Regions from separate parts of the Mus musculus genome. Here region 2 is linked to region 1. Evidence: chromatin loops called from intact Hi-C (ENCODE). Cell type or tissue: gastrocnemius. All regions are shown on one strand. Links, peaks and the distances in the headings refer to the core of each region. The heading gives the core; the rest is flanking DNA. Region 1 overlaps Pgf (placental growth factor). Region 2 overlaps Eif2b2 (eukaryotic translation initiation factor 2B, subunit 2 beta).

Region 1 (2,500 bases), core at 1-2,500:
GCCACCTTGTCAGCATCGCACAGAGGAGGCGAGCCAGACACTACAGTTCTGTGATTTGCTCCACTGGCCAGCGTGGAAAGGGGCTCTAGATCTGGACTTGGCCTGTCTCACGCCTGCTGCCTTTCTTGGCAGTCACCATGTTCTTCATAGCCACAGTTAGCCACACTGCCCGGCTCTGCCTAGGACTCTAGCTGCCCTCTTTGAACCTGAGCCCTGGCTCCAGGCCCTCTCCACTCTGCCAGTATTAGAGGCCTTGAGTCAACCTGTTCACTTCCAGCCAGACACCAATAGCTCAGTCAGGAGTCCCTCCTTGCCTCCTCCCCCAGGGGCTGAATGGTGACCTTTACCTTTTATATCATCTTTTTTCTGACTTGCCCATCTGCAGAGGTGTGACTGGGCAAAGTGGGCTGGCTCAGGACAGCATACACTCAGGGCCCATGCGGCCCCTCCTGTCTGGAACACTGCTCTTGGGAACTACTGAAGAGATCTCTTTCCAGCAAGCCAGGCAACAGGGACACCTTTCTTTTTACTTCTGGGCCAAGAGCCATGGCCCCAGAAGGCAGAGCTGGGACATGCCTGGAGACTGCGAAGCAAGCTCCCTGCTGTTGCCACGGTGGGGCTGGGTTAAGCCCAGGCAGGCAGTCTTAGCTGGTAGTCACCATTGCCCTGACCACAATCTTGTTCATCATTTACTTTCTTGAGGGGCTCCCAGAGTGTACCCCTAGAAGGAACGGGGAAAGTGAACAGAGAAAAAGTTTAAAAAGCAGAAAGCAGAATCAAAAGATCCCAGCTCTTGATGCCAAGAGGCTGGGACGAGCAGAAACATGTGATGAAAAGCCCCAGAGGGGAACATCGACCTCCCTGGGGATTGCCAGGACCTAGGGTAGGGCTGGGAGCGCAAGCACTGGGGCCCCCACCCCGCCACAGCTTCTTCACCAGCTCGGTGCTGCCCCCTAGCGGCGCTGGAGCAACCGCCTCACCAGGACCTAGGGACTGTGGGAAGTGGGTGGTAGCAGGAAACATCCATTTACTCGTCTCCCCTGCATCTTTCCGTTTCCCTAGACCTATTCTGGAGACGACAAAGGCAGAAAGGTAAGTGTACTTAGTGCGCGGGGAGGTTGTCGGACCTGCCAGCCGCTGTCCGAGCACGAGGAACCCTCTGTACTGACGCTTGGTTTATTGCAGGAGGAAAACCAAGGGGAAGAGGAAGAGGAGTAGAAACTCACAGACTGAGGAACCCCACCCGTGAGTATGCTGGGGCCCAGGACTGGCACAAAGGCTGAGCCTGAGGGGGTGGGGCACTGGGGATGAGGTCTTGCGATGAGAACAGGGAATCCACTTTTAAGGTCTAAGGCGTGCGGGGCATGGTGGCGCACGCCTTTAATCCCAGCACTCAGGAGACAGAGGCAGGCGGATTTCTGAGTTCGAGCTCTACAAAGTGAGTTCCAGGACAGCCAGTGCTATACAGAGAAACCCTGTCTCGAAAAATAAATAAATAAATAAATTTTAAAAAAAGGTCTAAGGCGCATCCAGGGACTTTAATTCTTGTCCCTTATCTCTTTGTGGCCTTAAACAAGTCCCTTTCCTTGTAAAATGATGGGCCTGGGAGTACAACAAGCAATGTGCTACTGTGCAGGGATCACTGCTGTGTGCCAGGCACCTAGGTGACAACCACATGCCCTGTTCTTCCAGATCATGCCTTCTCCTACATAGTTGGCCACTTCTGGGCATCTCTGGGGCAGGTGCAGTGCGTCTGCCGCTCTCAGGTTCCCAGGCCAGTGTGTCTCTCTGTCTTTGGATCCCTCCCTTCATCTCCCCTCTCCCTGCCTTGCCCATCCTTGCTTCACCCTAGGGGTAGCAGGCTGGAGTCCCAGGTTACAGAGTCACAGTGTAGCTGGAAGAGAGGGGTGGGGGAAGGGACACTCCCACCTGGCAGCCAAGCTAGCCAGAGCTAAATGATCAGCACACACCACACAGATATCAGGTGCCACTGTGCCATCTCTCAGATATGGGTTCTCAGGGGTCTTGTTCAGGTATCGCCCCAAAGAATTTTAATAGTTCATGTGCCTCTCGCTTAATTTTAGGTTGGCCTTGAACCTATGCCTAGAGGAGGATTGTTTTATTTTGTTTTGTTTTACATAGGATGCTATGTAGTCCAAGCTGGTTTTAAACTCACAGCAATCCTGCCTCATGTGCTCACTGTGAACTTCTCTTTCTTTCTTTCTTTCTTTCTTTCTTTCTTTCTTTCTTTCTTTCTTTCTTTCTCTCTCTCTCTCTCCCTCTCTCTCTCTCTCTCTTTCTTTCTCTCTCTCTTTCTTTCTTTCTTTTTTTATTAATTTTTAAATTTTTATTTATTTATTCTGGTTTTTTTTTTCAAGACAGAATTAACTCTGTGTGGTCCTGGCTGTCCTGCATCTCACTCTGTAGACCAGGCTGTACTCACAGCGATTCACCTGCCTCTGCCTCCTGAGTGCTGGATGAAAGGCATGTGTTACCACTG
Region 2 (12,647 bases), core at 4,948-7,447, 63 kb before region 1:
TCTGCAACCCTGTAGGTGCAACAACATTATGAACTAACCAGTACCCCCCGGAGCTCTTGTCTCTAGCTGCATATGTATCAAAAGATGGCCTAGTCGGCCATCACTGGAAAGAGAGGCCCATTGGACATGCAAACTTTATATGCCCCAGTACAGGGGAACACCAGGGCCAAAAAATGGGAATGGGTGGGTAGGGAAGTAGGGGGGAGGGTATGGGGGACTTTTGGGATAGCATTCTAAATGTAATTGAGGAAAATACGTAATAATAAAAAATAATAAAAAAAAAGAAAGAAAACAGTTTGTTGGGCTGGAGAGATGGCTCAGCGGTTAAGAATACTGACTGTTCTTCCGAAGGTCCTGAGTTCAAATTCCGGCAACCACATGGTGGCTCACAACCATCTGTAATAGGATCCTATGCCCTCTTCTGGTGTGTCTGAAGATAGCAACAGTGTACTCATACATAAAATAAATAAATCAGTCTCAAAGAAAGAGAAAGAAAGAAAGAGAGAGAGAGAGAGAGAGAGAGAGAGAGAAAGAAAGAAAGAAAGAAAGAAAGAAAGAAAGAAAGAAAGAAAGAAAGAAAGAAAGAGAAAGAAAGAAAGGGAAAGGAAAAGAAAAGAAAAGAAAAGAAAAGAAAAGAAAAGAAAAGAAAGAAAACAGTTTGCTTTTGAACCTTCATGGACAGAAGGAAACTACTTAAAACTTCACACACTCCTAAGTAGGCAAATACTGCCCTATGTCTTTGAGAAAGCCCCCAAAACAAGATCCTAGTGGGTTAAAGAGTGCCCCTCCCCTCTAGAACACAGGGACAAACCATGTTAGGAAGCTGAGAGAGAAGGGCAGTCCTGAAGACTGAGGCTGTCCCATAACCCCAGGTGCCAGTCACAGCAGTATAAAGGCCAGACTCAAGGAGTCTAAGAAATCCATGACTGTGGCCGGGTTGACACCGATCTTCACTGTGCACTGTAACTTTTTGGTGTCTCTTTCATTAGGGGCTATTAAGTTTAATGATCGTCTGAGCCTAGAAGAGAGCTGCCGCCTCATCGAAGCTCTGTCCTTGTCCCAGCTGCCATTTCAGTGTGCTCATGGGAGACCCTCAATGCTGCCCTTAGCTGACCTGGACCACTTGGAGCAGGAAAAACAGGTACAGTTCTACCTTGTTCTAGTTTACTTCCTGTTGCTGTGATAAAACCAACCAAAACACACTTGGAGGCCGAGGGTGTGTGTGGAGGGGGGAGGGGGGCCAATTTGGCTCATGCATCACAATTATACTGCAGGAACGGAAGCAGAGACCCATGAGAGGTGCTGGCTACAGGTTCACTCAGCCTGGCTCTTACAGTACCCAGGACCATCTGCCCAGGAGTGGCACCACCCACAATGGGCTGGACCCTCCCACACCAATTACTAATCAAGAAAATGCCCTATAGACTTGCCTACAGCCAAGCTGACGTAGGCATTTTCTTAAATGAAGTTCCCCTCTTTTCCACAGTGGCTATAGCTTATATAAAGTCGACAAAAAACAACAACAACAACAACAACCAGCATAGACCTATAGAATCAGGAAGAAGTGAAGTTTATCTTTTCTTTTCTTCAGCTTCTGCTATCTATTGTAGTCCATCTTTATCCTCTCCAAACAGGAGAGTTTTGAAAAGCATGCACTGGAAGTTTTATTTAAGGCCATCCACTTGGTCTTTCAGTTCACATTTGAAATGGAGCTTAGACTAAAGGGTCAGCTTATCTCCATGATGGCCTCCTGGTTTCAGCTTCCCATGTGTACATGTATCCTGAATATCATGTATCCTGCACATCAGTTGCCTGCCAGCTCCAAGTTTCATGAGTCCTGAAGGTAGAAATGTCTCGAGCCCACAGCTGTGAGAACATAGCCGGCATCTGGTCCCTTGCGAGTGTGTGCCCTCAGCTGGAGCTGGCTATCTCAGAGGATCTCCCTGCTTTCTCGTCAGCCACGGAAGGAAGCAGCCTTTGGAGATCTCCTGGGCCGTGGCTCTGATCTGTGCCCAAGCAGCGCGTGAACAGTGATGTGGCTGACGCAGGGTCTGCACGGAGTCCTTACACTGAGAACACTTTCTGTTCTTGTTATAATCTGCTCTTCTTTTCTTTTATGTGTAAGGGTGTTCTTTCTTCATGTATGTTTGAGCACCATGTGTGTACACAGTGCCTGTGGAGACTAGAAGAGGGTGTTAGATCCACTCTGGAGTTACAGATGCTTGCGAACCGCCATATGGGTGTTGGTAATTACACCCAGGTGCTCTGGAAGAGCAGTTTGTATTCTTAACCTCTGAGCCATCTCTGCAGCCTCTGTTCACATCTGAAATGAAACAGAAATGGCCGTGCATAGGGTACTGTGTTGCTACTTTCCAGAATCCTTTCTTTTGCTTCTCTTTCTTGCTAATGGCTGTAAAGTCTTTCCTTGCATGGAGATTTCATATACTGTTTGTTCCCTGACTTATCCAGTTAATCTTACTCCACTAAAATTCTTTTAAGGGATTGGAAAAAATGGCTCAGTGGTTAAGAGCACCGGCTGCTCTTCCAGAGAATCCAGGTTTAATTTGCAGCTCCACATGACACTCACAGCTGTCAGCAACTCCACTTTCAAGAGACCTGCTGCCTTCTTCTGAATTCTGCAGGCATAAGGCATGTACATACATACATACATGCATACATGCATACGTACATACATGCATGCAGGCTAAGCAGTCCCACTACCCCTCCACAAAAACCCACCTCTTTGAAAAATCCCTGTCCCCATCACTGAGGAGGTAAGGATTTAGACTTTCAGTTTAATTCTGAGGGATGCTGTCATCTTTTTCTGAGTCCAGGAAGGAGAAATTTAAACACATTTGGAGAGCCATTCTTTGAAATACTTAAAAAAAATAATTGGTATCTATAGTTATTCTCTTTCTTCTCATAGGTTAAACCCAACCTTGCTAAACTTCGCAAAATGGTTCGTGCCTGGCATCTCTTTGGAAAAACAGAGCAGAACCTGCAGCAGCCTATACGTCCTTGTGAGCCTCCATGAGGAGAGGATTCTGGAGTGTAAGGAGACAAGGGAGTGCCGTGCATCCCGAGCAGGAGCAGTGCAGCTGTGGGCAGGTCGGCGGCCCTGAGCGGGCTGGCACATCAGTCCCCCTGAGCAGATGGAGCAGGCACGTGCACTCAAGCCTAAGGGTAGTTTATTTCTTTGCATCCATGCACACAGGAGCTTGACATATAATACCTATCTTTTGTAAGTTGATTTAGTGATAAAATGTAATGATTTTGTAATTGGTGAGTTGGCTTATGTTTGAGGGGCGCAGCTATTGTTTTTAGCAGTTTTCCCCAGCCTCTCAGTTTATATTACGTGAGGATGCTAAGCCCTAAGCGCTGGTCTGCTCTTCTCTGAGCCCCTGGCTCTGCCCCTCCCCATCCATTTCTCTTTTGCATTTGTCTCCTTCACTTCATACCTCTGCTTCTTCACATTGTGCTTTACAGACTTACGGTGTTTCTCTGCTCATTATAAAAATATTTCCCGCCAGGCAGCGGTGGCTCACACCTTTAGTCCCAGTACTTGGGAGGCAGAGGCAGGTGGATTTCTGATTTCAAGGCCAGCCTGGTCTGCAAAGTGAGTTCCAGGACAGCCACAGGGCTACAAAGAGAAACCCTGTCTCAAAAAAACCAAAACAACAACAACAACAACAAAACTTCCTGATGTCTTCCAGAGAGACTAAATTATATTAGGGATTAAAAGTTATTTATAGCTGGGTGTAGTGACATATACCTGTAATCCTAGTACCTGGGAGGCTGAGACAAGTCCGTGACAGGGCACCATTTGCCTAGGCTGGATATATAGCAAGACCTTGACTCAAAATAAATAAGTAAACTATAGACAAAGAGAGACACAAAGACAGAATAGAGAAAGTTTGAAAAGAATTTTTTTAATTCTCTTGGTAACCTGGCTGTCCTGGAACTGGAACTCAGAGATCCCCCTTTGCTGCCTCCGAGTGCTGGGATTAACGGTGCGCGCCACCACTGCCTGGCAAGAAAAATTACAACCCTGTCCCTGGTTTTTTTGATAGTCTTACTGGTTTTTAAAACCAGAGGTGAATGTTTCTATTCTGAACTAATAAAACACTAAAAAATAATGGGTTTGTTTTTGAAAATGAATTTGTACTTTATAAAATGCTTCTGTGAAATTATTATATCAGAATGCATCATTTATTTCATCCTAATCAAGTACGCTCCACACTGGTTTTGCAGGAGATGAGGGTGGTGTGGGTCCTTTCCTCACCGAATGCTGGCTTTATTACATTATGCCTGTGGCCTTAGGATGTCACTTGGGACCGGGACTGATGGTTCCGAAGATGCTTGTTACGCCTCCTTTAATTTGTATTCTCCCTGCTTCTCCAATGACTTATGGTTAATACGGCTCAGACGACTGAAGGACCGTGGGGAAGTCTGGGTGCAAACAAGCCGGCTGGTAATTCTTACTGCAAGGTTTCCCTCTGCTGCGTAATTAACCAGGCGCTGGGAGGGAGGGGTGCCCACAGCAGCTCTCCTGACATCCTGCTCACGGTGGCCTCACCATCAGTGAAAGAATTCTCTATTTTTTTAGTGAAGAAAAGAAATGCGTACTCACGGGGAACAGTGTGTTTGGCAGCGGTCTTGGAGGGTATCGGAGGGATGGAAGTAATGCCTGTGTGAGCCTGGGCCCCAGGGCAGGTGGAGGGGAACCAGCACTCATGTTCCTGCTGGTACTGATGGCTTCATCACTGGAGCCCTGAAGAATGGGCCCTGCTGTCTAAGGCAGGCCTTTGTCCCAGAGCTGTACAAATGAGTGCTTCATGCTCTCGGAGCATCTTGTCTATGTTCAGTGGGGAGATGTGGCCCAGGGCCTCTGCAGCACTGTCCCAGATCAGTGAGGAAGAGAAGGGGGGGGGGGGAACAGAGTCTCCTGTAGCCCAGGCTATCCAGTAACTCAGACAATACTGAGGATGCCCGTTGAACTCCAGCCTTCACTTCTCAAGGCATGCATGGTGACTCACCATGAATCACCGCCATGCTTGCCCTACCAAGAATTTGAAAAAAATCCTTTTATGTCAGCCCAGTTCTCAGGATTTCAAATGAGTGATAGCACTTGTTAACCGAGTGTCGGGCGGCTTTCAGCAGGGTTGCTTCTGTGTTACTGCCAACTCCTGTTTTCCCAAGAGGAGCAGAGAATCAGAAAATGTTTTCTGTGAATTATGTCTTCCTGGCCGGCCTGAGAAGCTAGGAGATAATTATCTTCTTTTAATAATTTATAAGCTCATTTGCATTCACAGCATAAAAACAACTTATTAGCCAAAAATATCTAGTAGATTACTTTTATTGCCTATTAGGGTTTTATATTGTCCTTTTTTAACTCAAGGACCATAAGAACAAAGACACACCACTTAATTTTCTAATATATGCTCGTAATTTTTTAAACATTTGTTTATGTGCGTGTCTCTGTCTGTGGAAGCCAGAGAATGACCTGTGGGAGTAGATACTCTTTTTCTACTGTCCAGGCTTTTGGGAGGGCATCTCTCCCTGGCCCACACCACCTATGCCTCAGATGAGTCGAGGGGCCAGCTCTCCCATGCTCACACCCTTGGGCTTGCTTGGCTCATCCCTGCTACCAGGTGAGGTACAGGGCCAGCTCTCTAAGTACCTCAGCCAGTGTGGGGTGGGGCCAGCTCTGCATAGCCCTTAGACACCAACATGGTTCCCAGCTTGGCCCAGATCCCGTGGTCTATCTGCCCAGACCAGGGACATCCACTTGGCCTATAGTGGTAATGTGAGCCATGGACAATCAGCACAGTTCCCTGTTGCTCCATGGCCGCAGGCCCAGATATGGCCCTCGGTCGCAGCCTTAGCCCATGGTACTTCATGGCTTCAGGTGGCAGGGTATTCACAACAAGCTGTCCCTCTCCACCCACTTGTCTCTAGTCCCACCTCTCTGGACTTGGAGTACTCAAACCACCCGCTTCTCTTTTTCTCTCATCTCTCTACCACATACTGGCACATCATAGAGGCTCCCGCTGTGACCAGGTGGCAGGTGGGCCTCTGGGTGTCGTCCTCACGCCCCTCTGGGTTGCTCATTTTGAAATGGATATTCTGGCTCCTGGTTGTCAATATCCCTTGACATTTTTTATCTTCACACCTCTATATAAATATACACCTCTAATATATATAATACATACCTTTAAATAAATAAATTCCAGATAGAGGATTCCAAACACCAGCACCTTGGCTCAGGAGATCATCCAGGACTCCATCTTTGGCCACTGGGCCATTGACTGCAGGGTGACCTAGGCTGTGCAGGTGTCCTTGGAAACCAGGCCACCCAGCACTGCCTCACCCACCCATGTAATATATTTTTAAAGATTTATTATTTTTGTGTATATATGTGTGAGCATATGTGTACCACCTATGTGTAGGTGCCCACAGAGGCCACAAGAAGGCATAGCATGCAATGGAACTGAAGTCAAAGGTCACTATGAGCCACCATGTGAGTGCTGGGGACAGAACCTGGGTCCTCTGCAAGAACAGTAAGCACTTAACTACTGAGCCATCTCTCTAGTTCCGTGTCTGATTTTATTAGATTAAAATAATTTTGGTTTATGGAATTTATTAGTTTGTCAACTGAGTGGTTCAACTCTATGAAATTTTGGTGGTAAAGGTGTTGGGAACTTCAAAGTAAAAGTTATGAGATGTGAAATGTCACCATTCTTGAGAGTTCCATTTTGGCAATGTTCATCAAAATATATTGAGAAACAAAGATGCATCTGGGTGCCTCTGACTTCAGGAGGCTTAGCTTTAACCAGGGAGAGGGGTAAGGAAACTGAGGACAGAATGTGGATCACTGAATTTCAGCTGGCACTCTGTCACTGGGCTGAGAGGAGAGAGCAGCACTACTGTGAGGTTTAAGACTGTGGGTGGGAGCACCTAGAGAGATTGCTCAGAATGGAAGAGCACATATTCTTGCCAAAGCCCTGGGGTTGATGAGCAACACCCACCTGATGGCTCACAGCCATCTCTAAGTCCAGCTCCGGAGTATCAGACCCTCATCTTGACCTTCTAGGGTACCAGGCACACACATGGTGCATAGACATATATGCAGGCAAAACATTCATGCACATAAAATAAAACATTTAAACTCCTTGCCCCCTGCACCCAGAAACAAAAATGCTCTGTTTAGTAACAGGAACTAGCACCAGAAAAGCCAGGGCCAAGGCAAAGAGTAAGCGAAATGTGGGGGAGGGGACCAGCTCCACCACGACTGCCAGGGAGCTGGTGACAGGAGAAGGGAGAGCTTCGCGCCATCCGGGATAGGGGCTGCACAGACAGAAAAGCAAGGCAGAGCAGGACCAAAATGTTAGAGTCTGGGCCTGAGGGGCCGCATCAGGTGGGAGCAGATGCGGTTCAGCAGTTCCCAGAAGCCCTGGCGGCCAAGCCTCAAGTGGGAGCCTGGCATGCTCATCTGGAGAAGAGCCATTCTGACATGAAACCCAGAGTGCTGGTCCTGCATCCCATTAAAGCCCAGGAGTGGGGCTGGGGAGAAAAAAGGCCAGTTTCGTTAAAAAAACACTCTGACCTCTGTGCATTCAGCAGGGTACAAAGATGCCTTCACACACATGTCACACAAACATACACATAACAAACGTAATTCTTTAAGAGAATGGTGCTACACACCTGTAATCCCAGTATGTGGCAGGCTGAGGCAGGAGGATCAAGATTTACAAAGAATCGGTCATAAACCACAACAAAACACACATTATTAGGCTTACAGAGAGAACTGGACAGTGTGTCTGCCACTGTACTTTGCCACTCACAGACTGTGAGACAGCTAAAAGGTGGGGCCAGGATGAGAGGGAAAGAAGGAAGTCTAGAGAGACTGAAATTGTAGCTATTCTGCACCAGATAAACGCTGTATCCTTACTCTTCCTCTGTTCGCTGGCCTGTCTTTAAGAAAGTGGGTTGTGCCCATTGCCTCAGAAGGTACAGTCAAAGGTCATTGTGTGGCCCCAACCTGTCTCAAACCCTCAGAGCACTTCTCCCTATGCCCATTCCTTGATGTTTCCTCCTCCTCCTCTTCCTCTGCCTCTTCCATCACCTCTGATAAAGACATCCTGACTAAAACTGGGAGTGGCTTACCTTACCAGTTGAATGCTGAGCAGAAAGCTAGATCCAGCAGCAATCCGAGTTCGGCCAGCCTCTCTCGAGGTTACACTTAAAACTCACTAGTGCTTATTTCAAAAGCAAAGAGTGGCGGCTAGTGACTCAGAGGCAGTGTGGAGCCAGCTACTGCTATTTATCCTTTGATTTGGCTTGCATTTTAAAAACTCGTTTAGATTTATCATGTTATTTTATGTGTATGGGTATTTTGCTTGTATGTGTCTGTGCACCAGGTGTATGTCTAGTGCCCTCAGGTCAGTGACCACAGAGGACAAAAGGAGGCACGAGATCCCCTGGGACTGGAGTTACAGACAGCTGTGAACCACCGTGTGTGGTGCTGAGAATCCAACCCAGGTCCTCTGCAAGAGCCTAAGTACTGAGCTATCTCTCCAGCCCCTGGTTGGCATTTTTGTTAGGTTGTTTGATAACAAGGTCTCTCTCTGGGCAGTCCTGGCTGCCTCAGAGCTCACTGTAGACCAGGCTGGCCTCCAACTCACAGAGATCCTGCTGTCTCTGCTTCCAGATTAAAGGCATGGATCACCACACCTAGCCTGGTTTGCAGTTTTGAGACAAAGTTTCACTCTGTAAGTGGCCCAGACTGCCTCAAAGTTGGAATCTTCCTGCCTCGGCTGCCTAATTGGGATTAGCCAGGGTGAGCGCTGTACCCTGCTTCCTTCTCTTAACCAGCTTTGTGTCCTTGCTCCTTACAAGCAATGCTAATCTTTCATATGTACAACTTGGTCCATCAGGCCCACTCAGCCGTGAATACTAACATGTAGTGACAAAATTCAAAAGGCTCTATACCGTCTACTTGACCTCTCAGAAACTCCTCATGTTAGGGTGGGTTCAGTGACTCAGCTGGACTTCTACAGATTGTGAATTTTAGGGATCTGGTCAGGTTTTCACTTAATTCACCACAAGCTAGCTTCTTTTCCAGGCAGACTTGATTCTAAATGCAGTCAGCATGCGTAGGGGAGGAAACCAATCAGGAGTCTCCCTGGCACAGCAATTACTGGAAACATCCAATCTGTGGCACCTTTGTTGTGAGTGACACAGAGATGGGAGTTCTTTATTAATAACTACGTAGTGTCCTGGCGCAGCTGCTTGGTGATGGAGCTCGGTGGCAGAACGCTTGCCTCCCATATACAAAGCCTTGAGTTCTGGTCCCAGTTCTGCACACAATGGTGTACAGAGAAGGACCAGATACAAAGGACTTGCAAACTTGCAAACCCCATTTCAAAAGACTTCTTTCAGGGTAACTTAGGTGCATATCTACTGATGCAGAATTTATTATTTTTAATTTTTTTGTAAACTGTGTATGTGTGTGTACATGCACACACATGTAGAAGGTAGAGACCAACTTGTAGAAGTCCATTTTATCCATCCTTTATCCTTTATACCAGGATTGGCAGTGAGTTCGCTTTTCCAGCTGAGTCACTGAACCCACCCTAACATGAGGAGTTTCTGAGAGGTCAAGTAGACAGTATAGAGCCTTTTGAATTTTGTCACTACATGTTAGTATTCATGGCTGAGTGGGCCTGATGGACCAAGTTGTACATATGAAAGATTAACATTGCTATAGAGTTCAGTAGTACAGCCAGTGCCAGGCAGCTTTTGTTATTCAAAGACTAATGCAAGTTTTCGGGTTTTAAAAATGGTTTTGAAGCATATTTGTGAAACCCAGTCTGAGTACCAGCATTTCTCTGAGGATCACTTTACATCACACTTGCATTTTTTTTTTTTTTTTTTTGGTGAGAGTATGTTTTCAGACTTCTGAAGCTAAATTAGGAGTTTCTGTTCCTTATTCAAGTTCCAAGAATTATGCCTTTCCTGCCCTCTGCCCAACTTGGAAGATGAGACCGTGGGAACAAATGTCTTTACAAACTGCATTCGTTATCTGGCGGGTTATTTGGTGTGTTCGGGAAGACATCTGCAGCCATGGCTCTTGTTTCTATAATTCTATCCAAGCATAAAGTTTTTTTTTTTTTCCTGGGTCCTGCCTGCAGGACAGTATTGTGAGGTAGGCCTGGCGAGGCTGGGGGTTGCAAGTCTTTGGTCATGACCCTGTCGGTGAGTGCCGCTTCTCTTCCTGGCCGTAGCCAATCCTTGAACAGGAAAAGGAGGAGAAGGGGTAGGTTGGCTTAAGTGACTTAAGTTGTAGAGTCCACAGCGGCATCCTGCCCTTCTCTTCTGGGCTCGAAGACAGCTTCTGTCTCACGCTCATCTGTCTCAGTTGTGCCTGGAAAGACACTGGTGCTAATTTTAGACAGAGACTGGGATGCACAAAAAGTGTCGTGGCAAGCCAGAAACAAATTTCGAGGCCCCGACTTGCTGCTGTGCTTAATCCAAACCACACAATTGTACCCAAGTGAGTTGCTGATAGAGTTGCTGTTTGCAGAGACAATGGCTCATAATTGGCAGACACGCACCACTTCCTGAGAAAGCACAGCATCTTCTAGGCAGGAAATAATTAGAAGTCTGAGTGAGTCAGGCAGGCTCTTAGATCCTTCAGGTCAACCCTCTGTGATCTATGACCATCCCCCAGCAAAGCACAGAGACCTCTCAAGTTGCTATCCGCCTCAATGCCTTTCTCTTACAACTTACTTTCAACCAGTTTACTGAAATGTGGCTATCAAACTACCCCTCCAAATCACTCAGTGCCTTAGGGGTTAAATGTGAGGATTCCTAAGCTCCTTCTCTTCATCCAGACTCTGCCACAAGAGATGGAGATCTCATGGGGAAGTCAGTTTGAGCAGTGGGTCCTAACACACAGGATTTATCCCAAGGCACTTTGTCAAAACTCCATTGGAAAGCACTACGCGGACAACTGGGGTCTATAGCTTGCTACCACTGCTGTTCTTTCAACTTTTAACTCTGCATTCATGGGTGATGCTTGAGTGGAGTGAGGGTCACATTACATACTGCTTGTGAGTTCTCTCAGCACCAGCCACCCTGACTCATGGAACAGAATATGGACTTGCTTACAAATACCTCCCCCACTCTAACTGGTAATGCGAGCATGCCTTTGACAGGTGGCCTGTCACTCCCAACCGAATGGAATTACGTTAGCCAGCTGTAGCTAACTACAACCATTCGGAAGGCCGCCGTGCTTGCTGCTGGGCCACCAGCAGTCACTTGAGAAGCTGCACACCTGTCATTTGGGAATGTGGGTCAGAAGCCCGAATTTGGAAAGTGCCCCTGTAGCTTTTTTAATATTGAGAACTAATGCAAATTCAAGGCTGGGAAAACCAACCAAGATGCTTTCAACTGCTGTCCAGCTGCTGCAGCTGCTGCAGGAGGAACTTCACCTGCAGCCTGCGCAGCGTTGCTGCGTAAATTCCATATTTACTTTACCTTCTTGCTGTTGCCAAACACAGGCTGTGATGGAGCTACCCTGATAGTTTACTGTGTCCCTGGATTCCTTCAAGTAATCCTGCAAGTGCAGGCTCCTAGCTGCCTGTCCGACTAATCAGTCCTCAGCCTCGTCAGAAAAGGAAGCTTTAAGTGATTCCCTTCTTCCCGAAATCTGATGTGGCAGTCTAGAAGTAGACCCCAAGGTGGTGTATTTTAAGCTCCATGAGGCTCATCTTTTTATTTTCTTTTTAAAGAGTTATTTCATGTATGTGAGTACACTGTAGCTGTCTTCAGACACACCACAAAAGGGCATCAGATCCCATTACAGATGGATGTGAGTCACCATGTGGTTGCTAGGATTTGAACTCAGGACCTCTAGAAAAGCAGTCAGTGTTTCTAACCACTGAGCCATCTTTCCAGCCTGAGGCTCAAGTTTTAAAGCCATTACTGTAGATACCAAAAAGATGTTTGGGGCCCTTTCCAGTTAGTTGTACGGAGAAACTGCTTTTATTTGTACTTGTTTTAGGCTTCCCTCTCTGACCACAGCCTCTATGCAGACAGAGAAGGGGCCACTCTGACGCTTCAGTCCATTCAGAGCTCAGAACAATAAACGAACTTGAGGAGTTTCCAGTAGCTTTTATTGGCAAAAGGTCTGGAAGGCATTTCTGAGCAAACACCAACCCAGCAAAGTAGTCATGGCATGTCTAGCACACTACTGAGCTAGAAGGTTGAAGTTCCTGAAGCAAACACAGCCTGAGTGGCTCCAAAATCCCCAGGTAAGCGAGCCCTGCTGCTCAGCTAAGCCTGGAAGGCAGGAGCAGTCCTGGACGCACTCATCACTGGAGATGAGCAGGAAGGCAGGAGACACTGAGGGCTCAGGCTGGCCTCCCCTCCCCACTGTAGCAGCAATGCTGTGTCTCCACTCCACTCTGGGTCCGCATAGGGCAGGCCGTGTCAGAGGACGTGGTCATCAGGATGATAGAGCTCGCTCATCAGGCGGTAGATGTAGGATGGTGCGTTCCCGCCAATGTTGGAGATAAAGAGGGTAATGAGGTCGGGGGGCACGTAGTCAAACACAGGACAGTGGACGCTGACCTTCTCCAGAA

What was found. Peaks named below come from ENCODE experiments on the same cell type or tissue, not always from the same donor. Only the 100,000 strongest peaks of a DNase experiment are listed, where the experiment ranks them.
Region 2: it touches region 1 in a loop (2.5-fold over the local background); 4 of 42 quality-filtered maps call a loop at or near these places.

The regions. Positions count from the first base shown.
Region 1 is chr12:85,168,103-85,170,602 of GRCm38, reverse strand. Pgf (placental growth factor) reads left to right here. Exons shown (of 7, transcript NM_008827.3): 5 at 1,063-1,092; 6 at 1,186-1,245. Among named protein-coding and RNA genes, the nearest start is that of Pgf, 8.0 kb to the left of the region's middle. In gastrocnemius, for the core only: a CTCF peak has its summit at 968 (motif pointing left); DNase peaks (open chromatin) are centred at 157, 532, 946 and 1,266; H3K4me3 peaks cover 1,113 bases; H3K27ac peaks cover 1,435 bases.
Region 2 is chr12:85,226,009-85,238,655 of GRCm38, reverse strand. Eif2b2 (eukaryotic translation initiation factor 2B, subunit 2 beta) reads right to left here. Exons shown (of 8, transcript NM_145445.4): 8 at 12,028-12,647. The coding sequence ends at 12,496. It overlaps Mlh3 (mutL homolog 3), which reads left to right. Exons shown (of 12, transcript NM_175337.2): 11 at 990-1,141; 12 at 2,927-4,190. The coding sequence ends at 3,034. Among named protein-coding and RNA genes, the nearest start is that of Eif2b2, 13 kb to the right of the region's middle. In gastrocnemius, for the core only: no CTCF peak of the experiment used is centred there; no DNase peak of the experiment used is centred there.